7 separate regions of the Homo sapiens genome follow, and all the other regions are linked to region 1. Evidence: chromatin contacts called from ENCODE Hi-C or POLR2A ChIA-PET data. All regions are on one chromosome and are shown on one strand. The core of a region is the stretch at or near the end of the contact, and the rest is flanking DNA. Distances in the headings are between cores, read along the strand shown. Region 1 has its middle 180 kb from the start of LINC01624. Region 2 holds the start of C6orf120 (chromosome 6 open reading frame 120). Region 3 overlaps LOC124901235. Region 4 holds the start of PHF10 (PHD finger protein 10). Region 5 holds the start of DYNLT2 (dynein light chain Tctex-type 2). Region 6 holds the start of LINC00574 (long intergenic non-protein coding RNA 574). Region 7 has its middle 33 kb from the start of LINC00242.

Region 1 (3,364 bases), core at 516-3,015:
CCCGCTCCCGCCATGCCCCCTCCTCTGGGAAAGCCGCCTGGAGTGTCCACCGCAGAACGAGTGCTGCGCTCAGCAGCACCAGGACCCGCAGGGCCCGCACTCCCCTCCGCACGAAGCTCACTGTCCACGAGGAAAGACGAGGAAATGCGGGGAAAGGAGGGCACGGGACAACACGTCCAACTGTGTAGAGGAAAGGGACCTGCGTGGGAAGGAAGGGGCAGGGGAGGCTTCGAGAAAGAGCCAGGACCGTGTAGTTGGACCCTTGGAGGGAGCTACACGTGGCCAAGGGTGCAGGGCGGCCCCAGGCTGGGGAACAGCACCGGCCAAGCTCGGGGAAGGGCGTGGACAAGGCCGGCCCGTGGAACGGAAGGGAGCATCGCACTGTTAAAAGGTCATGAAACGTCCGGGAGCCTCAGCAGGGGAGGCCGAGTGTGGAGGTTTAGAGGAAAGGAATGAGGCTGAGGCTGCCAAGGAAAAGCATGGTGTGGGGGGACCCGGAGGCCCCGCGGTGGGAGGAGCGTGGTGTGGGGGGGGACCGGGAGGCCGTGGGGTGGGAGGAGCGTGGTGTGGGGGGACCCGGAGGCCGTGGGGTGGGAGGAGCGTGGTGTGGGGGGACCCGGAGGCCGTGGGGTGGGAGGAGCGTGGTGTGGGGGTACCCGGAGGCCGTGGGGTGGGAGGAGCGTGGTGTGGGGGGACCCGGAGACCCTGCGGTGGGAGGAGCGTGGTGTGGGGGGACCCGGAGACCCTGCAGTGGGAGGAGCGTGGTGTGGGGGGGGACCGGGAGGCCGTGGGGTGGGAGGAGCGTGGTGTGGGGGGGACCCGGAGGCCCTGCGGTGGGAGGAGCGTGGTGTGGGGGGGACCCGGAGGCCGTGGGGTGGGAGGAGCGTGGTGTGGGGGGAGGAGCGTGGTGTGGGGGGACCCGGAGGCCCCGCGGTGGGAGGAGCATGGTGTGGGGGGGGACCGGGAGGCCGTGGGGTGGGAGGAGCGTGGTGTGGGGGGGACCCGGAGGCCGTGGGGTGGGAGGAGCGTGGTGTGGGGGGGACCCGGAGGCCGTGGGGTGGGAGGAGCGTGGTGTGGGTGGGGACCGGGAGACCCTGCGGTGGGAGGAGCGTGGTGTGGCGGGAACGGGAGGCCGTGGGGTGGGCGGCAGCACAGGTTGTGGCTGAGCTCGGGGCCGGGGCAGCGGCGCTTGCCCTTGGGAGGGAGAAAACAGGCAAAGGACAGGATGTGGTGAGCGTCGGCCCGCGAAACCCCGCGGCCACAGCCTGAGGAAGTCTGTAGACAACAGGCTCGGCACGAAGGAGAAAGAGCTGACGTGGCTGTGAGGTGCCGCTGGTGGGAGCAGAGCTGGGAAGGGAGCCTGGGTGTGACTGTGGGGCTGGGAGTGAGCGGGGAGAGGGACAGGAGACGGGAAGGGGCTGCTGGAGCGCAGGAGGACGGCCAGAGGTGCGCGGGCCCCCACCGCAGCCCCAGCTCCCAGATGGTGCACGGACCAACCACTCAACAATCAGCCTGTGAGTTTTCGGAAGAACAGAGTCTTGGGCCACGGAGCCAACAGGTTCCTCCTGCAGGTGGCCATTTACGCTACACTCACCCCAAGGCCCCAGCCAGGAGCGTGGCCTCAGTGCAAGAAGCCACGGGGCCTAACACGAGCCACACCGAGAGGTTTCTGGGCCTGCAGGTAACCCTGCTGTACCCCCCTAGCCTCTGGCATAAGTGTTTGTGAGGGGCCTTCGGGGGCTGGTCCCCGTGCAGGCTGACCGCGGTGGAGTTTGCTCAGTGTGTGATGAGGCACATGTGTGTACGTAACTGAGCCCACGTGTGAGGGCGAGGACCATCCGTGCCGGGGCCTCCTGTTGAGCAGCCACGAGACATCACCTCACCCGGCACATGGGCGGCCGCTTCCTCTTGGGCCTGGAATCCTGACAGCCAAGGCTTTGGGGCCGTGCCTCGCCCTCTTTCACAGGCATCTGGCCCTGGACTGTCCCCGCCGGGCGGCAGTGTAGGCTCCCCGGGGAGGGGCAAAGGTCCCACTTGGTGCAGGCAGCTCTGCACGTCTGATGAGACACCAGCTGGGCTGGGTGCGGTGGCTCACGCCTGTAATCCTAGCACTTTGGGAGGCCGAGGCGGGCGGATTGCTTGAGCTCAAAGTTAGAGACCAGCCTGGGCAACATGGTGAAACCCTGTCTCTAAAAAAAGTTAGCCAGGCGTGGTGGTTGGTGCTATAGTCCCAGCTACTCAGGAGGCTGAGGCAGGAGAATTGCTTGAACCTGGGAGTTGGAAGTTGCAATGAGCCGAGATGGAGCCACTGCACTCCAGCCTGGGGGGACAGAGCGAGACTCTATCACCAAAAAAAAAAAAAAAAAAAAAAAAAAAAAAAAAAAAAAACTGCGATCTGAGGCTTCCTCCTGCTGCTGGCTTCCCCTGGGGACTCACTGAGCCAGGGTCTCCATGCATCACGGCATCGGTGGCAAAATCTCACCAGCACTCAGGCAAAGCAAAGCTCACCTCCTCCCTCCTGAGCTGGCTGCACACGCCTCTGCTTCCATTTCCTGTAGGTTTTATTCAGCAGGAGTATTTCTAAACTGCAACATACAAAGTATCTAAAAACAGATTTTTATTCTTCTCCACCTTCTTTTTTTTTTAAACAAAGCTAACTTACATCTTCCCTTAATGATAATTGGTTTGAATGTCATTTTCAGAGAGTGACTTTTAAAAAGTACTTGTCATTTTAAATGAGTCTCTGCATAATTGCACTGGATTCTCTTGAGAACGTGGCTTTGACTCAGCCTTGGTTGCCCACGGCCAGGAGCCCATGGGCCTGGCTCTTTCCGAGACAGAGCTGATTTCCGGAACGCTCTTATCGGCCTTCTGCGGTCTGGGCCTGAGCTTTGTGGTCTGGCGGGGCCTTGGCCAGGCCGTCCCCACTTCCTACCACGCTCCCGCCTTCGCCCCTGGCTCTAGTCTTTCCTTTGACCTAATTTTAATGTCACTGCATGGCCACCTGTGCTCCAGATTCACACACAGCCACTCCCCTGCTTTTTATTCCCTTAGATTTTGCCCGAACCCAATCTTACTGTTAAAACACACATACAGACACACAACAGACAAAAGCTCACATCCCTTGTGACACCACCCAGTGCTCCCCTGACACTGTGACCGGTGCGTTTGTGCCTTCCTGCGTGTGGCCTGCATGTCTTCGTCTGCCATGCCCACGCTGTGATGTGCCCAAGTGCTCCCCACAGCTGCAGCCTTGCTCCCCCACGTCCTGCGGGTGGGCACTCCCTCTGCTCCCAGGGGATCTCTGGCATGACCTCTGTCATGACGTCTGCCATGGTCTCTGACATGGCCTCCACTGTGGTCT
Region 2 (3,364 bases), core at 293-2,792, 390 kb before region 1:
AAAAAACCACAACATGGAAGAATTTTAGGCTGCAGCTTGCAGAGAGCTGCCCAAAGGAATCGTCTGACTAGAAACCGCTACACAGGACTGTGTGAGCAAGAAACATGCAACTGTTCTATTGGGGTGAATTGCTACAGCACTTAACCTACCTCCACTAATATAAATTGTTTAACATTTTTTTGAATTACAAAAGCAATACAATACAAAACATTTAAACAATGCAGAAATAATAAAGTTTTTTATCCCTACCTCCTCTCCCTGCTGTGCCAACCCTAGGGGATAATCAATGTCACAGGATATCCCCAGGAATATCCATGTACATACATGCACAGAACAAGTCAGGGAAAATAAACTAAATTTATTATTTTAGTGAGATTCTAGTGCACCTAACACTAGGTAAGCACTTCAGGAAAAGGCAGTGACAAGTGATTGCTAAAGATACCATAGTCTTAAAGTTAAGTCAGTAAACACAAGATAGTAATCCCAGATAAACTGGAAGCTGTAGAGTTAATACTCCTTTACTGGTACAGAGCAGTGTGTGTAAATTGTAGAAAATTTAGAAATACATAAAAAGATGAAAACTCTACTACTCGAGGAGTACCACTGATAAAATCCTGTGCATTTCCGTTTTTTTAATGTACATACGAATATTTTTAAAAAGAGAAAATTACTCCCTTCTGATTAGAAAAGATCGAAATTTTTCTCTTTTAGTGATAATCAAGTCAGAAACTTGCTGTTTGGCTCGAGTTAGGAAAACCTAGCCTGGTAGTTACCACGCAGGTTGAAAGGCCAGTGGGGCATAATTAACGAGCCCTCAGGGTCCACGCTCCCGCCCTCGGAGCTCAGAACCGACGGGAGGTGCAGGAGGCCGGGCATTTCTACAGCCCTGGTTCGTTCCTAAACTACTGAATCTTTTAAAGAGATCTGAGTGCTCCTTATACACAGCTGCTTTAATTAAAATAACCACCTGAGCCCTTTTCCTCCGAACTCCACATGCGCTCAGTTCTCAAAGCGCCGATCTCAAGCGGCCGCCCGGATGCTCCGGCCCGACTTGTGCCCCGAATTCCCCTGGAGACCCTCGCACTAGCACGGCGTCAGGAGGAGGCTTCGGGTGACGAGACAGCGGGCAACGGCTCTGGTCCAGAGCGCGCGTGTCCGCCGTTGGAAGCGGTCACGGCGGAACCCTCAAATCGCCCCCTTTCCTAGAGACCTCAGCGGAGCCGCGAGCAACCGCGCAGCCCCCGCGCTCCAGCCCTGCGCCCTAGGCACACGCCCCAGAGCAGCAGCTCGGGTTCGGCGCCGACTCCGCGCCGAGACCAGCCCGCTAGGGGAGGACTCACAGCACCCAGCTCCCAGGAGGGCACGCAGAGGACTACCGAGCCACACTCCGCCCCACGCTCGCCGCTATGGTTACTTGCCAGCCGACCCACGCGAGCCGCTATGGTTACTAGCCCGCCGCCCCTCGCGCCCACGCCCCTTTCGCTATCTCGCGACAGCTGGAGAAGCCTCGCTTCCGGCCGGCTCACTTACGGACCTAGCGTCACTTCCGCCTCCGGCGAGGCTCCGGCCTCGGGTCCGGATGTATAAAGCGCGGCCCCCTGCGGGGAGTGGTGGTGAGTCCGAGGGTGCCACAGCGGCCCTGCCCCTGCCCCTGCCCCTGCCCTGAGTGGGCGCCGCGCTACGGGGGAGGGGTTAACCCACCCCTCCTCCCCGGGGCCTCACGCGGGTGGGAAGGGACAGTCCCAGCGACAGACCAGGCGCCTGGACGCGCCGTGGACCCGCGTGCGGACGGCGGGGACAGGCTCCGGTGCTGAGCGCCTCCGGTGTCCCCAGCAGCACTGACCCACTTGCAGGCCCCGGAGCTGAGCCGCCAGCCATGGCCGCTCCCCGCGGGAGGGCCGCGCCCTGGACGACGGCCCTGCTGCTGCTCCTAGCCTCGCAGGTCCTGTCTCCGGGAAGCTGCGCGGACGAGGAGGAGGTCCCCGAGGAGTGGGTGCTCCTGCACGTCGTCCAGGGCCAGATAGGCGCCGGGAACTACAGCTACCTGCGGCTGAACCACGAGGGCAAGATAGTCCTCAGGATGCGCAGCCTCAAGGGAGATGCGGATCTGTACGTCTCCGCCAGCAGCCTGCACCCCAGCTTCGACGACTACGAGCTGCAATCGGCCACCTGCGGCCCGGACGCCGTGTCCATCCCCGCGCACTTCCGGCGCCCAGTGGGCATCGGCGTCTATGGACACCCCTCCCACCTGGAGAGCGAGTTCGAGATGAAGGTGTACTACGACGGCACGGTCGAGCAGCACCCGTTCGGCGAGGCCGCCTACCCCGCCGACGGCGCAGATGCCGGCCAGAAGCACGCTGGTGCCCCGGAAGACGCCTCGCAAGAGGAGGAATCTGTTCTCTGGACGATATTAATTAGCATTTTGAAACTGGTACTTGAAATTCTCTTTTGAGTCGTTGACCACACTCTGGGATATAAAACCCTCCATCTGTGAAGCTGATTGCAGTTTGCTGTGAACCTTGCTACTTGTACTTGGTTGAAGTTCTAGGTACCTTTAGTCAAGGGATGGAAAAATAAAGCCATACGCAGTTTTGTTACCTCAGTTACCCCAAAAATAGGAAAAGCAGCAAGCACAGTATTTTAAAGATCATAATTCCTATAAAAGGACTGTGCACAAAGTGTTTAGACTCCATTTTCATTAGGCAGGTTGACTAAAAATGATTGCAGTAACAGGTTTATATAAAATAGAGCAACCTTTCATGCTGTGACACAAATCAAAAGGTTGATAACTTTGTAATTTTACTCTGGAGATTCTAACCGAAGTTGGTGTAAGTTTTCAAGAGTTACTAAAATCAAGTTGGAAATGATTTACGTACACTTCCCTGAGCCTGGACTAAAGCCTCATGCCTGTACCCCAAGTAGGTGATGGTACTTTTCTATACAAAAAGGATTTCCTGGCAGGCAGGTATTTACAAAGTTTGTTCCTGTACCAGTCCAATAATGACAACTCTAAATCCAGCTGCACCAAATCTTAGTGGGCCATTTGTCATACCTATGAAAATTCTTCAGTTATTAAATAACTTTGTCAGTGCTACCTATGGTAGGCCGGAAACAATGTAGATTAGGAAGTTTCATGAAAATTAACTTTTGGGGCTATGGAGAAACAGTTAAGTATCTTAAGTTACTAAACATTTCCACTGAATTTTTGGAGTGAGCCAAGGTTACTATAAAATACTTTGGAAGATGAATTCTCTACCTGGAGTTAGTTTCGAGAGTAAGCGTAGCTTTTAACAGAAATAACTGCAGATTTTAAGCTCATAATTTGCAAAAAAAATCTTTTATTGGCATGAAAATAATGTTGTAA
Region 3 (3,364 bases), core at 342-2,841, 370 kb after region 1:
CACAGGAGGAGCCCCTATCCCACAGGAGGACTCCCTATCCCACAGGAGGAGCCCCTATCCCACAGGAGGAGCCCCTATCCCACAGGAGGAGTCCCTATCCCACAGGAGGAGTCCCTATCCCACAGGAGGAGCCCCTATCCCACAGGAGGAGTCCCTATCCCACAGGAGGAGCCACTATCCCATAGGAGGAGTCCCTATCCCATAGGAGTCCCTATCCCACAGGAGGAGCCCCTATCCCACAGGAGGAGCCCCTATCCCACAGGAGGACTCCCTATCCCACAGGAGGAGCCCCTATCCCACAGGAGGAGCCCCTATCCCACAGGAGGAGCCCCTATCCCACAGGAGGAATCCCTATCCCACAGGAGGAGCCCCTATCCCACAGGAGGAGCCCCTATCCCGTAAGAGGAGCTCATATCCCGCAGGAGGAGCCCCTATCCCGTAAGAGGAGCTCATATCCCGCAGGAGGAGCCCCTATCCCGCAGGAGGAGTCCCTATCCCGCAGGAGGAGTCCCTATCCCGCAGGAGGAGCCCCTATCCCGCAGGAGGAGCCCCTATCCCACAGGAGGAGCCCCTATCCCACAGGAGGAATCCCTATCCCACAGGAGGAGCCCCTATCCCACAGGAGGAGTCCCTATCCCACAGGAGGAGCCCCTATCCCACAGGAGGAATCCCTATCCCACAGGAGGAGTCCCTATCCCACAGGAGGAGCCCCTATCCCACAGGAGGAATCCCTATCCCACAGGAGGAGCCCCTATCCCACAGGAGGAGCCCCTATCCCACAGGAGGAGCCCCTATCCCACAGGAGGAGCCCCTATCCCACAGGAGGAGCCCCTATCCCACAGGAGGAGTCCTTATCCCGTAAGAGGAGCTCATATCCTGCAGGAGGAGTCCCTATGCCACAGGAGGAGCCCCTATCCCACAGGAGGAGTCCCTATCCCACAGGAGGAGCCCCTATCCCACAGGAGGAGCCCCTATCCCACAGGAGGAATCCCTATCCCACAGGAGGAGCCCCTATCCCACAGGAGGAGTCCCTATCCCGTAAGAGGAGCCCCTATCCCACAGGAGGAGTCCCTATCCCACAGGAGGAGCCACTATCCCATAGGAGGAGTCCCTATCCCATAGGAGTCCCTATCCCACAGGAGGAGCCCCTATCCCACAGGAGGAGCCCCTATCCCACAGGAGGAGTCCCTATCCCGTAAGAGGAGCTCATATCCTGCAGGAGGAGTCCCTATCCCACAGGAGGAGTCCCTATCCCACAGGAGGAGCCACTATCCCATAGGAGGAGTCCCTATCCCATAGGAGTCCCTATCCCACAGGAGGAGCCCCTATCCCACAGGAGGAGCCCCTATCCCACAGGAGGAGTCCCTATCCCGTAAGAGGAGCTCATATCCTGCAGGAGGAGTCCCTATGCCACAGGAGGAGCCCCTATCCCACAGGAGGAGTCCCTATCCCACAGGAGGAGCCCCTATCCCACAGGAGGAGCCCCTATCCTGGGTGGCCGGGGACACAAGGTTGTGAAGGGGACAGAGCGATGAGTGGGAATGCCCACACTGGGGGTCGGGGTGGCTGGGGACACAAGAGAGGATGTGAGTCAGACCCGAAAGTGAAAGTCCTGCTGGCTCAGCCGCATGCTGGACCTCACAGTAAGCAAGTGCTGCCACAGGAGTCTTTATGTACAAGAGTGACAATATCAGAGTTTTCTTGCAGGATGACCATCTCAGCGGTGCCTGGTGGAGCAAATGAGGTGACAGTTGAAGGTGGTGGGGACTCTGTGAACAGCAAATGCAGGAAAGGGAAGCCAAGAAACACTTCATTTAAAGCTTGAAATAGGAGTTGCCAGAGGCGTTAGCCCAGGTCCCTCAGCAGGAAACAGGACCTTGGGGTGTCTAACCCCCAACCCTGTGCCCCAGGGTTATGGGGTCTATGAGTTCTGCAAGGGTTCCCAAAAATACATAAGAACTGGAGCAAAGATTCTTTTCTCCAAAATATGAAAGTAAAAAATCCGATTGATATTTGAATGCTTACAAACAAAATTTCCCATCTATGAGCACAATGCATATGAGCACAGTGCACCTCAACCCTCACATACTTCCTATCAATTCTACTTCGTGTGGGCTACTGAGGCAGTTTCACACGTTTGGTGGGATTTGCATGGAGCCTCCAGATGTCGGAGGTCTTGAAGCCTGAGACGCAGAGAGAGAAAAAGGAGAAAGGGAGTGAGAGAGAAGCAGTGAGTGACCACAGAGGAGCGCTGAGACTTCCTCCTCCTAATACCCCACTTTTTCCAACTCGAGTGTCAAGGACTTTGCATGCACTGGGGCCTGGGAAAGCCACAGTTCAGTGGTCCTACTGTGGTTTTTAGGGCCACAAAGAACCTTTCACTTTGCCCTCAAACCAAATTGGTACCCTCCTATTGCTGAAGACAGCTTCCTTTGTTTTCCATTTCAGCAGAAACAAGTGAGGTAGCAGAGAAGCACTGAGGACCCCAAAAAGCCCCCTAGGGTTCGGATCTCGCCCAAGAGAGGCATCATGACTGCAGGTTTGGGCACGGGGGTGGGAAATGGAGGCCTCCACTCATCCTTAACACACAGGGACCTGTGTGGCTGGCGTTCATTGTGCTAAGCGTCTTAGAAAAATAGCTATTAAATATATAAACTGTTAAATGTGTATGAATCCCTTGTACCTAATGGCAAAGATGAGACACTCACATGGCATGCATTCAGACCGAAGGGGCTGCTCCTGAGTGCTCTGACCACAAAACACAGGGGCCGGGGGCCTGCACATCAGAGGCCTGGAGATGAGGCGCCCTGAGGCACTAACTAAATGTTTGGGTATGCCTAGGAGGTCAAGAATAACTAAGCTCGTGCGTAGCCTAAGAAATGCTGAATAATTTTCTAAGAAAAATGATGGCAGATACAACATTCATAATATCTGGCACATAGAGGGTACACAAATATTTGTTGCATATTTGAATGAATAGCAGAGCATTTGCATTTTTGTGTAATTTTTATCATCGTATAATCAAAATCCAAAATTCATAGCAACATCCACCAGGCAAAGAGCTCAATGGGCTTCCCTCTCCACACCTGCTCCCGTTAGCCCCCAGCATCAAGTGGTTTGTGGCCAGCACCCTCTCCCTCCCCTGGTGATGACCAGAAGACAGAAAAAGATGCAGGAAGGGGCTTCTCAGCATGCTCCTGTCCACCCACAAATAGGCCAAAGGGCCCCTCCTCACCCCCTGACCCCATGCCCCTCACGCCTTCAAGGTGGCGCTGGGGGAACTGCGCTGGGGGAGCTCCGCTCAGAGACGCTGAGACCCCTTCGCAGTGGAGTTACGCTCACTCACTTCTGCAGCTGCCGAGGG
Region 4 (3,364 bases), core at 426-2,925, 360 kb before region 1:
TCCTTCCTAGGGCTCAGGGGTCAAGAATGCACTCAGGGGGCACTGGCTCAGTGCCCTCCAGGTGCCGGGCCAGACGTCAAATGCTGGAAGTGCAAGGATGTGCATTCAGAGTCTTACAATCTAGTTACTTCCATTGACGACAGCCTTTGAGGAACCTTCAAAATGAGTCTCACAGCACGGTGGACGTGCGCAACGGGAAAAGCTCCCAAGCAGGCGCAGCCCGGCTAGGCTGCTACAGGACGGCTTCCCCTGCCAACGCGCACACGGCACACCGCGCACCGCACGAAGGCTGGCTGGCTCTGCAGCATTCCAGTTCCCACCGCCTTCTAATTTCAATCCAATTTCAAGCTTCCAGGCTTTTAAAACATCATTCCTCCCTTCCAACTTTCTGTCACAAACTGCTAGCCTAACTTTAGAACCAAAACGTTTTGATGCGTGACACTACTGCTCATCTCCATTTTCTCCACAAGCACCAATTTCTTTTCACCTCCTCAAGCAGTAAAAAGTTTTAACAGACTTCCGCTGAAAACATCCGGACGCTTGCGTATTAACTTAGTTATTACAGTAAGTTCACTGAGTGTGTTGATTTTCCATATCGTTCGCCACTCGGTTTTTGCAGTAAGCGTTCAAACACTTCGGCAAACTATGCGCGGAATGAACGCTGAGCGAACGCGCGCTTCTGCAGGCCCCTCCGAGGCCAACTCTCTCGGCCCCGGGCGCGTTCCGTCCCACGGCTGGCCTAGGAGGAGGCGTTTTGGGGACAAGCTTGTCAAGCAGGGCCGGCTGCCAACTTCGGGGAAGCCGCGCCGCGTCCCCCGCCCGCCCGCACTTGTTGCTCGCTAGAGGCCGCGGGCTCACCTCGGGGCCCCGCCTCGCCGACCACCCCCGGTCTCAGGCGCGGCGCCCGGCCTGGGCCCACGCCCCCGAGACGCTGGGCGGCCGCCGGTGGGACTGGGCCCACGCCCCGGCACCCAGGCCCGGGACGGGGTCAGGGTCGGGTCGCACCGGCCGCTTCCTCACCTTCGGGGACTGCGCTCCGGGGGTGGCTGGGTCGCTGTCGCACGGCCGCGGGGACAGCGCAGCCCCGGGCCCGGCCGCCGCCGCCATCAGCCCGAGCGCCCCGCGCCGCCGCCGCCGCCGTCGCCTCCGCCTTGTCCCGGCCGCCGCCGCCGCTGCCGCCGCCGCCGCCGCCGCCGCCGCGCGGGCCCCCCGCCGCCCCGGCCCCGCCCCCTCCGCCCGCCCGCCCGGGGGCCGGCCCCTGCCGCCGCGCGCCCCGCGGCCCGCCAGCGCCGCCGCCACCGCCATGGCCGTCGCCAGCGCGCCGCCCGCGCGGGAGGGCGCCAAAGGCTGGGAGGGCGCGGGGCTGCGGGCCGGAATGGAGGAGGCCCAGCGGCGGCGGCGCTTCTCACGTCAGCCCAACCCGCCCGGCCGCGGCCACCGCCTCAGCACCGTTGCCCCCCACAGCTCCGCCGCTGGCCTCAGCGCCGCCGCGACTCCCTTCAGCCCCGCCACTCGCTCGCCTCAGCCCCGCCGCTCGCTCGCCTCAGCCCCGCGGCCGCCTCAGCCCCGCCGCTCGCCTCAGCCCCGCCGCTCGCCTCAGCCCCGCCGCTCCCCTCAGCCCCGCGGCCGCCTCAGCCCCGCCGCCGCCTGGCTCCCCACGGCCCGGCGTTGTACTCGGCCGCGGCTCCCCCCAGCCCCCGGCGCGCCCCACCTCCCGCCCGCCCTCCGGCCCGCCCCGGCCCGGCACGTCGCCACTTGGCGCGCTCGCAGCCGCCCCCTCCCCGCGGCCCCCGGCCCGGCCCCTCCGCGCGTCACCCTCGTTCCCTCCCTCTCTCCGCGCCCCCGCCGCGCCCCTCCCCGCCCCTCCCGGGGGTCCCCGCCCCGCCCCCTCTCTGCCGGGGGTCGCCCTGCCCGGAGCAGTCGCGCGGAGACTGCGCGGCCTCCGCCTCTACGCGCTCGCGGTCGCCGCTCCTCTCCCGCCTTTGTTCTCGGGTCGCCCCTCTCGCTGGTGGCGCTCCGAGAGAGCAGCGGAGCCACCTGCCCAGGCCACGCTTCCCCGAGCATCCGCAGCTGCACCCGGGGGCTGTCGGCGCCCGCCCCGGAGCGTGCGGGAGGCACAGCGGGAAGAAGTCGCTGAGATTCGGCCCTCGTGGCTTTGCGTGCCCGCGTGGTTGATGCCTCCGCCGAGAACGCGGTCGGCCGGGAGCCGGGGAGGAGCGTGGACGCCGGCCTGGCAGGTACCCCCGCGAGAACGTGGGAGCCGGTGTATTTCAGCTGCATTTATTACTGATCTCGGGCTGCACCAGGGCACTTGTAGGACCGCACTAAAAACAGCGGAAAGTGAGGAGCCAAGCCTGGGTCCGGGGCGGCCCGCCGTACAGCTGGCCTCACGGATTCCACTGCCTGCGCCTGCAGATGACTTGTTCTGGAGAGTAGAGAATGTTCTCGGATTTAAAGTACAATCCGGTTTCCTTTCCATTCATTATAGTTGCCTACACTCAACAAACAAAAGTTGGGAAAGATAAAGGGATTATTCTAGCGCGTCACATTGACAAACACCGACGTTAACACGCTCAGTCCAGCCTGACTCACTTGCCTCAGGTCAGAGAGGTCACCACTGACGACGCCGGGCCCTCAAGCCGATCCTAATCCAGCTTGGTTCTCTCAGCCTCAGCCAGACCATCCGTTCTTGCCTCTGTCCCACCACGTGCAGGTGTAAGCTTCCGCCGCACTTCTTGTCTGAATCTGCCAAGAAGAAACTGCATCTTTCAGCTAAATTCTTTTCACTGATCAGGGTAGAGTTTAGCGGTTTTTTTTTTAAGAAAAAAAACAAAAACAAAAAAAAACTCTTAAGCTATTTGGTACTCCTCTCCCTCCGGGATTCTGTCTCTAGATTGTGAAAGCTGTCAGAGAATGGAGTCAGGGAAAGCCGTGATGGGAAAGTTCTCACTAATAATTGCCTGATATAAAGAATTAGCACAAAAGACTGCCAAAACCACAACCTTGCACAAAGGCCACAAAACTACACAAAAAAATGCTTCAAGGACATTTGCGCAGCAACTGCCTGTCCAACCTTGGACTGGCCATCCCCTTTGTTACTGATCTTTGTAGCCAAGGATAATTGTTTCAAAACAACTTACGTAATCCTCCTCGTTTTTCCTTTTAAACCCCTTATCTTCCTTTACCTCCCTGAATACACCTATAGTTTACTATGACACCATATTCTACATTGCAATGCCCACTTTCAAATAAATTTGTCATGTTTGGCAAACCTGTCTGTTATTTAGGTTGACAAGATCAAATGCAAATTTATTCTGGAGTCAACAAATAACTGATTCAGTCTTCCAATGTGCAAGGCAAAGAA
Region 5 (3,364 bases), core at 502-3,001, 340 kb before region 1:
ATAAAATCAAGAGATGGTCATATTGATGAAACAGTATGTCTTAAATTTTCCTATGCTCCAAAATAGGGAAATTAACAGCTACCTTAAATTAGAAATAACTAAGTGAACAGTTTCCTCAGGTACATTTAGTGAGCATTTGTAGAGTCCTTTCTCAATTTCTTCCCAATTATTGTTCTATTCAAATTTCTCACCTCTAAAAGAATCAACTTTAAAGATAGCTATAATTGATCACATCCATATCAAATACTAATAATTACTTTGGTCCATGTCCCCTCACTCCCAGATTTTAACCTATATACCAGGTGCACCTATGTGTCTCCTCATTTTGAGTTCAGGCTCATTGAATTTTAAAGACCACTTCAGACCTCAGATAGGCAGTAAGTTTATAAAAGCCACCCTTGTCTGCCTCAATATATAGAAATTTTTCTTTACTGTTGGTGACCTGTTACTCAGACTCATTGCCAAGAAATACAGCATAGTGTTTGGGAGTGTGAAGTTTTAAGTCCAACTGATTTAGGTTTCTAGCCCTGCTCTGCTCTTTTTCTTAGCTGTGTAAACTTGGCCTGTTTGCTTTTCCTCCTTTATTTAGTTCGTTCTTTCCTCTGTAAAATGTAGACACCAGGGAAACAAGAACCTGAAATTTCGCCATTATTTTGAGAATTCTCTTTTTAAGAGTAATCTTAAAATGTTTTAGGGTCTTCAAAAAATTGTTTTGCCTGTCATCTCTATCTTCATCCTATTATAGGTCCACGAAGTAAGTACGAAGAGAAACCAGTATAGGCCAATTGGACCGAGTACTAGCATACAGGTTCTGGTCCCAGCTCTATCATTACAGCTTTGTATCCTTGGGCAAACTAATTTTCTGTTAAAGTATCAATAAAATATAGAGTCTTTAATACATTAACGGTTTTCAAAGCCTAATCATATAGAAATACCTGTTATACCACCAATAAAACTGAATAATGACCCTTTCCATCAATATCAGTAAGTTTTGGACAGGGTATTTTCAACTTAAGTTTTTTTCTCCTGTACATTCTTCAAATATCCAGACTGCTGATGTTTTAAAAACCCAAAACATGGCACTATTCTGCCTGGTTTATCAAATTATTTTTTTAATACAACACACTCATTTTTCGCTAGCAAAACTGCTTATAATGGCACTAAATACACTAACATACTGTGTTTTAGTACAAAGCAATAATACTCAGAGTACTCTCAGGAAATCCGCAAGCTGAGTAAATTTGAAAAGAAGATCTTGTAACCACCCTTCCAATCGACTTATGTAGGGTTCTATGGCCCTAATTAAAAAACAAGAAAACTTTAGCACTCAAGTCCAAAGGGGACTGCCCAACTCAGTCTCAGGCTTCAATTTCGCATCTGGGGAAAAAAGAAACACAAAAGGGAGATGCTGCCTCCTTGGCTCTGGGGGTGGTGACGGGAGCGGGGCCCACTGGGGAGCGATTTCACTTAAACGGTCGGACATAGCCGTCTCGGGCCCCTAGCAGTCTCCGCACTCACTGCCTCCTTCTCGAACATGCTAGGCCTCCTTTCTTTCCTAGGCGTCACCGGAGCCTGCTGAGGGGTCTGGTTCGGGGTCTGGATGGGGCTCGACTTCACGCCTCGGCCTCGCTTCTCCATCTCGCTCTGTTCTCCAAGACGCCCACCGCCTCCCCTTCACCGCCGGCGGTCAAACGCCCTAGCCAGTCCCGCGAGGGCGGAAGTCTCCCACCTGCGCCTCGTACGGTAGGAAGTGCCCGCCAGGGCTCCAAAGCGCCTGGAGGAGGGGCGCGCAGGCGCCTGCGTCATTCACGCGCGCCGCAGCGGGGCACCGGAAGTTATGGAGGTAGGGCGGGTGTAGGGCCCGGTTCGATCCCGAGCTAGGCAGGGAGTCGGCGCCAGGCTGGGTGGTGCTCGGCTACGCGGAGTGGGCGAGCGAGCACGCGCCTGCGGTGGCCGGCGGTCCCGCGCTGGAGGGCGCTGGCGACGTCGCGGCCCTGGCCTCTGTGGCGGTATCGGACGCTCGGCCCTGCAAGACGCCTGGCGGGCCCTGCCGGCCTCCCTGGGCCAGGCTCGGTTTCTCCGTCGCCTCCTGGCCCTGAGCTGGAACGCGGCGGACGGTCAGGGAGGGCTGTGCGCGGTGGCGCGGGGGCGGAAAGCCGCAGGTCGGGCTCTCACCTGACCGTGGCTCGTTCCTAGAAGCGCAGTTTCCTAGTCGCTGCCTGTAGGGTCCACACTCGGACAGTAAATTTGTGTTCATCGCCGGGCGTGGTGGGGCCTGTGGTCCCATCTACTCCGTAGGCTGAGGTGGAAGGATCGCTTTAGCCCAGGAGGTGGAGGCTGCAGTGAGCCGAGATCGCGCCACTGCACCCCTGTCTGGGCGACGGCGAGACCCCGTCTCCAAAATGATGATAACGATAACTACCATTTTTGAGTACTATGTGCTAGATGCTTTTCATGTGTTATCTGATTACTGTAGCCCTACCAGGTGCAGCCTGGCACCGTTTTATTTCACTTAGAACTGAGATTCCGATAAAGTAACTTTTCCAAGGCAAGAGGTAGTCAGAGGCTGAGGAATGATTCAAATTTAAGTCCAGCTCCAAAGCACCGGCCCAGTGTAGTCTGCAGAGTTCCAGCCCCATAGAGCCACATGGAGGATGCGAGTGACAATCGCCAATCAACAAATAGTTGATGTAGATTTCTTTAGTGATGACTTAATTGTTAGGGCCTGCTGGGATTGTTCGAAAACCAGGGCTGAGAGTGGAAAGTGCAACTTCTGGGTGCAGGAGGAGCAAACAGGGCAACTGATAGCAGTTTCCACATTAGGAAGCTGCCCAGAGCTAATTATGACTGTCACAACACAGCCCCCCCTTAACTCAACACACCAAAATAAAGAGCTTCGGTTCCGCTTTAGATCCTGAATTTGACTTCTTTGCAGGTTTATACGATGGTCTTAGTGTCATGTGGGGTAATTGTGAGGATTTCGATTGTATTTAATTCTCCATGGAAAACCAGTACGGTTTGCTACTTTTTACATGGCAGGGAAGGCTAAACTTTACCTCTGCCCATCTTAGTTCGGAGTGACCCCTTTAACAAATGAAAGGATAACAAGAAAAAAGTTTATTCTTGGACAGAGTACACATCACAAGGGATAAACCTTAATGAGAAGTAACTTGAAATGGTGGCTTAGAACTACATTTGTATACCATCTTCAACAAAGAACTGTAGATTTGCAGAGAAGTGACAGGACACAGGAGAGCAGTTTTAGGCTTCAAAGGGCAGGAAATTGGGAAGGTAGATACATATTCGGAAACTAATGGAGTAAGAATTGTTTGCAGATTCCCCTGGTACCTTAACTGGTCTGGTA
Region 6 (3,364 bases), core at 507-3,006, 300 kb before region 1:
GGTCAGAAACCCTGTCCTTTTACCTGTTTGCACCCCCTCTTTGTGTGTCCTGAATATTTTTACTACCTTAAATGTGGGTTCTTTTCCCCACAACATTTGTTTTAAATAATTTTAAAGCTACAGAAATGTTTCTAGAATAGTCCAATGGATTCCCACATGACAGTTCAACTATCGTTGGCATTTTGCCACACTTATTTTCCCCTTTTAAGTACACATATATCATTCTTTTGACTGAACCATTTTGAAAGTTAGTCATTGTGATGTGATGTTTTGCCCCCAAATACTTGAGCATTCATCTATTGAGAACAAAATCATTCCCCTTCAGTTATCAAATGGAGGAAATTTAACAATAACACAGCACCATTATCTAATACATGGTCCATATAAAATTTTTCCCAGTGTGTATAATAATATCGTTTATACCTTCATTTATACCTGTTGTTTGTTTTTATCCAAGCACCACAACTGCTTTTAGTTACTATATCTTTTATTTTTAAAATCTGGAATAGCTCCCTTTTTGTTTTTTTTCTTTCTGTGTCAGAGACATTTTTGAAGTATTTATGTCACCTTTACAGAATGTTCATCAATTGGCTTTTGTTAGATTGTTTCCTCAAATTTGACAGTTTTAAAGAAACACTGCATCCATGATACTGTCTGAACCAGTGCATCACATCAAGACACATGATTGACACAATAATGCTGTGTGCCACTCGCTGCATCACAGCAGGACACATGAGGCACATATGTGCTGCTGTGCATTCCTCAGTGAATATTGCAGGACGTGTGGGTGGGGCCAGGTGTTGTCAAGGTCCCGGCAGGTCGCTCTGCCCTCTAAACACAATGGCTGGATGGGCGGTGGACACCTGCTCTGCGGAGCCTGGGCAGCAGCTGAAGATGATGTGGGGAGGGGCTGCTCAGCTGGGGCTGGAAGGTGAGGACAGGGCTGGGCTGGCCGCCTTGTGGAGATAGCAGGACTTGTTGAGGGAAAGTCAGGCCAGGGATGCAAACCAAAGCCTGAGGAGAAACTGCAGGGCCGTGCATGGCCTCAGCTCCCTTTCTGAGGCTCCGTTGATGTGAGTGCTTTCAACAAGCCCTCCAGGGAATCTCTGCTGCTTGCAACCAAAAAGTAGTGACCACTGGAAGAGCCAGCCCCTGCGAGAGGACAGAGGCATGGCCGCCATCAAGAGGCAGGCAAACCCCAGAGAAGGAGGCCACGGACTTGGCAGTGGACGACCGGTGTGCGATCTCAGTGCCACAGGTTACTGGTTTTGTGGCAAGATGTGTACCTGCTGACAGCATGGCTTCCTCGTCTGCAGAGTGTGACAGTGACATTCCCTGCCTCATTAGACGTTAGGATACAGTGAGGCGCCGTGCTCAGCCCCATTCTGGCACGTAGCATCGATAAACACCAGCTCTTACCGGACCGTTCCCTTATGCTGGGAGGAAAGAAACGATTTGGATTTCCTCTGTCTAGAAGTCCAGCTATCTGCATGTGTGTTCAGAGGACGTTCTCGTATCTCAGGAGTGAAACCAAAGCATCCTGTACATCTTTCCCCCACCCCCACTCATAGCCTCGGATTCTCTGCACAGCTTTAGTAAAGGAGCTGATGGGGAATCGGATGCCTGACCCCGAGTCCTCACTCTGGGGCTCGAGCTTAGGATAACTTCAGGTTCAGCTGAGGCCTCTGAACTGTGACTCCGCCCCGTGGCCGCATGCGTCGGAACTCCTACCTGCCCTTTGCCCTTCTCGAGGCCGGTGCTTGACTGGAGGAGGGCTGGCAGCAGAAGTGCAGCTGACCGGGTTGCGTTTTCGTACGGCTGACTAAAGCGGATACCGGTGGCGACTCATTTCTCGTTTTATTTTTCAACGATTTGGCGGAGAAGCTCCTCTTGTGAATGGACTTTGGATTTCTTGGAGCTGCGCTGCGGGTCCCACAGTGTGGCTTTCGGCCCGTGCTGTGCTGGCGCCTGCACTTCCTCTGGCGGGGCACGGGGTGGCGCTCCCTGGTAAAGCAGCGGCCAGGGGGAGCCGTGAGTGAGGCGCTGCCTCTCCCGCTGAAGCGGGTTCCAAGGCCACCGTGAGGGGGACCATCCATCCAGGTAAAACGTGTTCTTTCCTTGTTCCTTTGCGAATCGATGGGGATCAGGCTTCCCCAGGTGGTGAAGTGAGGAACAGGGACCGCGGGGCTCGCCTGACCAGTGGGGTCTCCATCCTTGTCCGTGCTGACAAAAGACAAGAACAGACAGCGCCTGAAATCTTCCCGCCTCCGTGAGGGAAGCCTGCGTCTGGGAACGCGCCGCAGGGAAGTGATCCCTGAGTGAGGGAGGAGGTGCCGGGGCATCATTAATCAGACCTCAATGCCGGGAAGGTTCTTTGTTTAAAGAAACACTCATGTTTAAAGAGCACTTGGTGCGGACTTGCTGTGGCCATCGCCCTCAACAGCTCATCTTTAGGAGGTGCAGGCTGAATTCACGCCTCGGTGTCGTCCATGTCTGCCTGCCGCGCAGAGGAGACAGCGAGAGGCCTTCCCACCGCACGGCTTTTACGGGAAGCTCTTCGCATTGGCTACAGGGGTGTGGTTTGGTTTATAGCCACACCAAGTAATTTTAATAGAACTCAATAACTGTGTTGCCTTGCAGGCTCCGAGTGCTACAGGCAGACCCGAGTCCGAGTCTTCCTACGGTTCATTGTCCCCCCCTGGATTTCCTAGGGACTCCAGATACGATGGCATCGATGTCAGTTAACTTGGCACTTCTTAAAATAGATCTATGATCAAATCTTAAGTTTTTCCGAATAAGACTCTGGAGGAATGCAGGAAGGTCATTTGATTACTTTAAAATAAGAGGATTTTATGTTAAAATATTGAAAAAGCCAGTCATAAAACTAAGCTCTGTACCAATGAATATAGTTCGCGAAGCCAGCAGCACAGGCTTATTATTATAAATATCAAACACCACCATTATGAGTAAGCTCATTTATTTTCAAAGCACTTTGCGATCATTAATTGTTCACGTCTGTGAATACCCCCTGAGAGACAGTATTATTAACTGCATTTGAAAGGAAGAAAACTAAGGCACAGAAAACCCGTAATTCATTGTCCTGAGGGGAAAAGGAGACACCAGGAACACGGCTGTCCTTTCGCTGCATCTTCTCTTTGGTAGAGATCCAGGGACATCTGGAACATCCACCCTCTTTCTCCCACTCACGGCCATGCCACCACCTAGTGCCTCACTGACATTTCCTCTCAATCTCAGGATAATCACATCGATGTAACACTTGGCAGGTTTGTTATCTCAGTGTCTATTATCTCAAAAATTAATCCTAATAGCAACCTTAGAAAGAGGCAATATTAGCCCCATTTCA
Region 7 (3,364 bases), core at 637-3,136, 260 kb before region 1:
CAAGACCTTACAATTCTCTCCCACATGTAACTCAAATATGTATATCTGTATTTTGCAACAAGACAAATTTTAAACTATGGTTTAAAAAAAATCCCCCTGAATTTGCTGATTGCAAACTTCTTGGCAAATCTGTCCAGGCTGAACTTTTCTCCATCTTCCTCTGCTGCTGCTGTTTTGCCTGCTTTTCAAGTGCTTAGGACACTTACTTGGCCATTAGTCAGATTAGACTGGCTGCTTCTAAATTAGTCCCTTGGCCAGGATCACCTCTCTCTATAATAGAGAAATTGTTTCAGGTGCCTTCGATGGCATCCTCAGCCCAGAGCATTAAGTCCTGGTGGCATCACAGGCCTTGGCCACCCACCTAGGTCACAGCTCCCTTGACTGATCCTTCTCCACCCCCTAGGCACCTGGACTCAGGCCCCCAGAGGGCCACTCACCATCACCTGGCTATGCCTGGCATTTTCCACATCCCTGCTCCAGTGTCTGGGTGTCTGGGCAGACTTCCTGGTTCACAGATGGAGCCTTCTGGCTGTGCCCCCACGGGGCGGAAGGAACAAGGCAGCTCCCTGGGGCCTCTTTTGTAGGGGCACTAATCCCACCATGAGGCTCCACCCTCCGAACCTCATCACCTCCCAAAGGCCCCACCTCCTAACACTGTCACCTTGTGGGTGAGGTTTCAGCCTAGGAATTTGGGACGCTTGCGCATTCTGCCTGGAGCATTAACCACGTATCTTCCCTGTGTTTGCCAAGGATGTGTCCGGAGACTTTAGTCAGTCCTAAAATTCTCCCTCCCGCTAGTGAGTGACCTGAGCAGTGCATCCTGCAGCAGCCCAGCCCTCAGGTGTTCATCCTCCAGCAGCGCAGCCCTGCCCACCCTCGGGAGGAGGAGGGGCCCGGCGCTGACACCTGCGGCCTTCTCAGTGCCACAGCCGGGCTCTGCATCCCTGCAATGCTCCACAGCTGCAAGGCTGCTCACTCACTTTGCACAGTGGCTCCCAAACCCCATTTGCAATTTTCCCTCCGAGACCCTCACAGCAGCTGGGGCCTCCTCTTCAGGCCATGTGTCCCTTCTTCAAGAGTCAAAATGAGAACAAGTCCGTCTCTTCCTTTTCTTCCTCCAAGCTTGGGGAGGCAGCAGCTTCCTCTCTGGCCCCCAGTTAAGGACCTTCTACCTACGGATTCCCTACATCAAGTCCCTCATGGGAATTATCTGTTCTGGTAGCTTCCGTGGCTTCTTTCTCTTCCCAGACCCTGACAGATGACCACGCGTGGCTTGCTGAAGCCATAGCTGTATGAGGACACTGGCAGAAACGGCTGCTGTTCTTCTTGCTTCCCAAAGGGCAGAGATACCTCGAGTCACAGAAGGATGAGGAAGCGTCTTCTCACACCCCTGACTTCATCTGCTGGGAGCTGGTGGCTGAGGGCGGCTGGTTTGCTCTAACCCTTCAACACCGATGAGTGGAAAGGGCCAAGGAAGCAACCCCCGCAAACTGCCTGGTTGCCAAGAGGTCTCCCAGGTAGGGGACAGACTCGGGTCCTGCCGGCAGCTGCGCAGGGAGGGTCTCCATGACGCAATATCTCCACACCACGGCAGGGGGCGCTGTTCACGTGCGCGAGAACGCTCCTTAGTGACCAGAGCCTTTGCTCCAGGGACAGGAGCTGCCTCAGAGCACAATTTGCTGCTTTGAAAAGGGATTTAGAACAGGAATTCCCTCAGACTTGGTAACAGTAGATGCCGTGTGAGCGGAAGAGCATCTTCAGGGAAAACGTGTGAGAAATGGGGGAGAGGAAACCTGACTCCAAATAAACCAAGAACACGGCAGAAATTAAGGAGCTCGCAAAAGCTGTGAGAGGGCAGCGAGTTGCCAGTTCATATAAATGAAGAGATCAGCAGAGTCCACCGCCGACTGGTTGCGAAGAAGTCTAAAAACAGACCCAAGGATTCGGAAATTCGGGGCCGTCGTAGAGCCACTCATTTCAGTAGAACAGTAAGTGCAGAAACCAGATTTATACACACAGGTATATACATGGATACACACATCTATACACACACTAGTTTTCTATTTGTGTTTTAAAATTTAACTTTTTATTTTGATGTTTAAAGAGTACATACAAATGTAGAAAGGACTGTGTAATGAACTCCCATGTACCAAGTACCACCTGATTAATAATTAAGTGGCTTATGACTAATAATTATTGACTCACGACTCAACTTGTTTAATCAGTTTCTGCCTGTCCCCACTCTCTATCTCTCTTTCTCTTTGGATTGGAGTATTTTCTGGCCATCCCAAAAGATATAATTTTATGTAACTACTGTGTCTCTAATGGATAAGGGCTTTTTAAGAGCAGCAGAGGGAGAGAATTGGGACAGAACCCAGAGCCACAGGGAGAGCTGTGTCCTTGAGCAGCACAGATCCGAGGCAGCGCCTCTGGTTGCCCAGCTAGTTTAGAAGCATGATCAAACATGTGACATGAGAAGCAATATTTACCCTTCTAAAATGTGGCTTCAAGGATAGATTGGTTTAAGCCAAGCCTCCTTTACTTTTCCAAATAAGAACAGACACACACTGATAGGAAATGAAACAGGAAATGGCCCCCCTGGCTAATGTGTGGGTAGGGTGAGATGATTCCTTTAACTTGCTCAGCATGAGTGCCTTCTCAGGATGTGACAGGAGTTCATGTCGGGATTTAAGAACATGGACTTCTTGGATCTGTTGGTTGTATGTTCTTGGGAAAGTTACTTATGCCTCAATTTCACCTGCAAATTGGGGTTAATAATGTTTAAGGTCACAAGGTTGTTCCAAGGATAACACGAGAGGGTGCATGTAAAGAGGTGGGTGTAGCACCTGCCGTGTAAGAACTGCTCAGCCTACATTAGCTGTAATGACGATTGGTGAAGACACCCGCTTGTTAACTGTTGTGTTCTGTGAGCCCCCCAGAAGCACCTTGTCCGTAATTATCACACAGAAGGCCTTTTCCTCCACTTTCACCGTACACAGAAATAATATGTAAGGCCCAGACTTAAAATGTAGGCTGTCATTTTTTTCCTACTCGAAAATAATAGAGAGAAACATTTCTTTTTTTCTTTTTATTTCTAGTGCACCTATATATGTGTAAGAATGGTTTATTACTCTCGATCTTCTAAGTTAATTTTGGGGGAAAATAGTAACTCCTTCAAGACTCTAGAGTTTCCTTTAGCCAATTAGACATTGTGATGACTCATCTGAGAGAGTATGAGTAGGCTGCTTATGAAATTTATTCTGCCACCCAAAGATGATAAACTTAAAGAAGTCCCTCACCCAGACACAGCATAATAAAACAGCTGAAAACCAAACACGAAGAAATCTTAAAGTCAGCCAGAGGA

The links. A loop is a pair of places that touch in the nucleus more often than their neighbours do. ChIA-PET counts read pairs that join two places held with the same protein, here RNA polymerase II (POLR2A). Pooled maps may share reads with other maps.
Region 2: a loop to region 1 is called in a pooled map, with 14 times the contacts of the local background. The contact joins the promoter of C6orf120 here to the enhancer-like site in region 1. A Hi-C loop is called at or near these places in 4 of 37 single-sample maps with no recorded cell type and 8 of 50 pooled maps. POLR2A ChIA-PET finds 5 or more read pairs at or near these places in 2 of 52 experiments (CD4-positive, alpha-beta memory T cell and activated naive CD8-positive, alpha-beta T cell).
Region 3: a loop to region 1 is called in a map of natural killer cell, with 4 times the contacts of the local background. The contact joins two enhancer-like sites. A Hi-C loop is called at or near these places in 1 of 168 maps with a recorded cell type or tissue (natural killer cell) and 2 of 50 pooled maps. POLR2A ChIA-PET finds 5 or more read pairs at or near these places in 2 of 52 experiments (activated T-cell and activated naive CD8-positive, alpha-beta T cell).
Region 4: a map with no recorded cell type shows a loop between it and region 1 (12-fold over the local background). The contact joins the promoter of PHF10 here to the enhancer-like site in region 1. A Hi-C loop is called at or near these places in 2 of 37 single-sample maps with no recorded cell type and 8 of 50 pooled maps. POLR2A ChIA-PET finds 5 or more read pairs at or near these places in 1 of 52 experiments (K562).
Region 5: a map with no recorded cell type shows a loop between it and region 1 (14-fold over the local background). The contact joins the promoter of DYNLT2 here to the enhancer-like site in region 1. A Hi-C loop is called at or near these places in 3 of 37 single-sample maps with no recorded cell type and 7 of 50 pooled maps. POLR2A ChIA-PET finds 5 or more read pairs at or near these places in 1 of 52 experiments (GM10248).
Region 6: a loop to region 1 is called in a map of OCI-LY7, with 5 times the contacts of the local background. The contact joins the promoter of LINC00574 here to the enhancer-like site in region 1. A Hi-C loop is called at or near these places in 2 of 168 maps with a recorded cell type or tissue (OCI-LY7 and naive thymus-derived CD4-positive, alpha-beta T cell), 2 of 37 single-sample maps with no recorded cell type and 10 of 50 pooled maps. POLR2A ChIA-PET finds 5 or more read pairs at or near these places in 1 of 52 experiments (CD8-positive, alpha-beta memory T cell).
Region 7: a loop to region 1 is called in a map of OCI-LY7, with 6 times the contacts of the local background. The contact joins two enhancer-like sites. A Hi-C loop is called at or near these places in 1 of 168 maps with a recorded cell type or tissue (OCI-LY7), 1 of 37 single-sample maps with no recorded cell type and 3 of 50 pooled maps. POLR2A ChIA-PET finds 5 or more read pairs at or near these places in 1 of 52 experiments (A673).

The regions. Positions count from the first base shown.
Region 1 is chr6:170,086,871-170,090,234 of GRCh38, forward strand. No RefSeq gene overlaps it. Among named protein-coding and RNA genes, the nearest start is that of LINC01624, 180 kb to the right of the region's middle. RefSeq lists an enhancer at 1,763-1,862. Within about 2 kb of position 1,766, at least 11 of the 41 ENCODE cell types and tissues checked have a DNase peak (open chromatin) inside an H3K27ac peak, as active enhancers do; they include OCI-LY7 and natural killer cell, where a contact is called at or near this core.
Region 2 is chr6:169,700,584-169,703,947 of GRCh38, forward strand. C6orf120 (chromosome 6 open reading frame 120) reads left to right here and starts at 1,543. Exons shown (of 1, transcript NM_001029863.3): 1 at 1,543-3,364. The coding sequence starts at 1,877. The coding sequence ends at 2,452. WDR27 (WD repeat domain 27) reads right to left here and starts at 1,446. Exons shown (of 26, transcript NM_182552.5): 1 at 968-1,446. PHF10 (PHD finger protein 10) reads right to left here. Exons shown (of 12, transcript NM_018288.4): 12 at 3,319-3,364. RefSeq lists enhancers at 1,000-1,079, 1,400-1,489 and a silencer at 1,540-1,909.
Region 3 is chr6:170,458,045-170,461,408 of GRCh38, forward strand. LOC124901235 reads right to left here. Exons shown (of 3, transcript XM_047419615.1): 3 at 1,287-3,364. Among named protein-coding and RNA genes, the nearest start is that of PSMB1, 94 kb to the right of the region's middle. Within about 2 kb of position 1,592, at least 3 of the 41 ENCODE cell types and tissues checked have a DNase peak (open chromatin) inside an H3K27ac peak, as active enhancers do; they include natural killer cell, where a contact is called at or near this core.
Region 4 is chr6:169,722,825-169,726,188 of GRCh38, forward strand. PHF10 (PHD finger protein 10) reads right to left here and starts at 1,676. Exons shown (of 12, transcript NM_018288.4): 1 at 1,021-1,676. The coding sequence starts at 1,107. It also overlaps a transcript of DYNLT2 not described here. RefSeq lists silencers at 778-1,157, 1,258-1,497, 1,568-1,867 and an enhancer at 1,799-2,341.
Region 5 is chr6:169,749,821-169,753,184 of GRCh38, forward strand. DYNLT2 (dynein light chain Tctex-type 2) reads right to left here and starts at 1,752. Exons shown (of 4, transcript NM_174910.3): 1 at 1,519-1,752. The coding sequence starts at 1,638. ERMARD (ER membrane associated RNA degradation) reads left to right here and starts at 1,802. Exons shown (of 18, transcript NM_018341.3): 1 at 1,802-1,843. The coding sequence starts at 1,838.
Region 6 is chr6:169,788,317-169,791,680 of GRCh38, forward strand. It overlaps LINC00574 (long intergenic non-protein coding RNA 574), which reads left to right and starts at 1,757. Exons shown (of 3, transcript NR_026780.1): 1 at 1,757-2,100. It overlaps LINC00242 (long intergenic non-protein coding RNA 242), which reads right to left. Exons shown (of 2, transcript NR_026781.1): 2 at 474-2,802.
Region 7 is chr6:169,830,230-169,833,593 of GRCh38, forward strand. No RefSeq gene overlaps it. Among named protein-coding and RNA genes, the nearest start is that of LINC00242, 33 kb to the left of the region's middle. Within about 2 kb of position 1,887, at least 3 of the 41 ENCODE cell types and tissues checked have a DNase peak (open chromatin) inside an H3K27ac peak, as active enhancers do.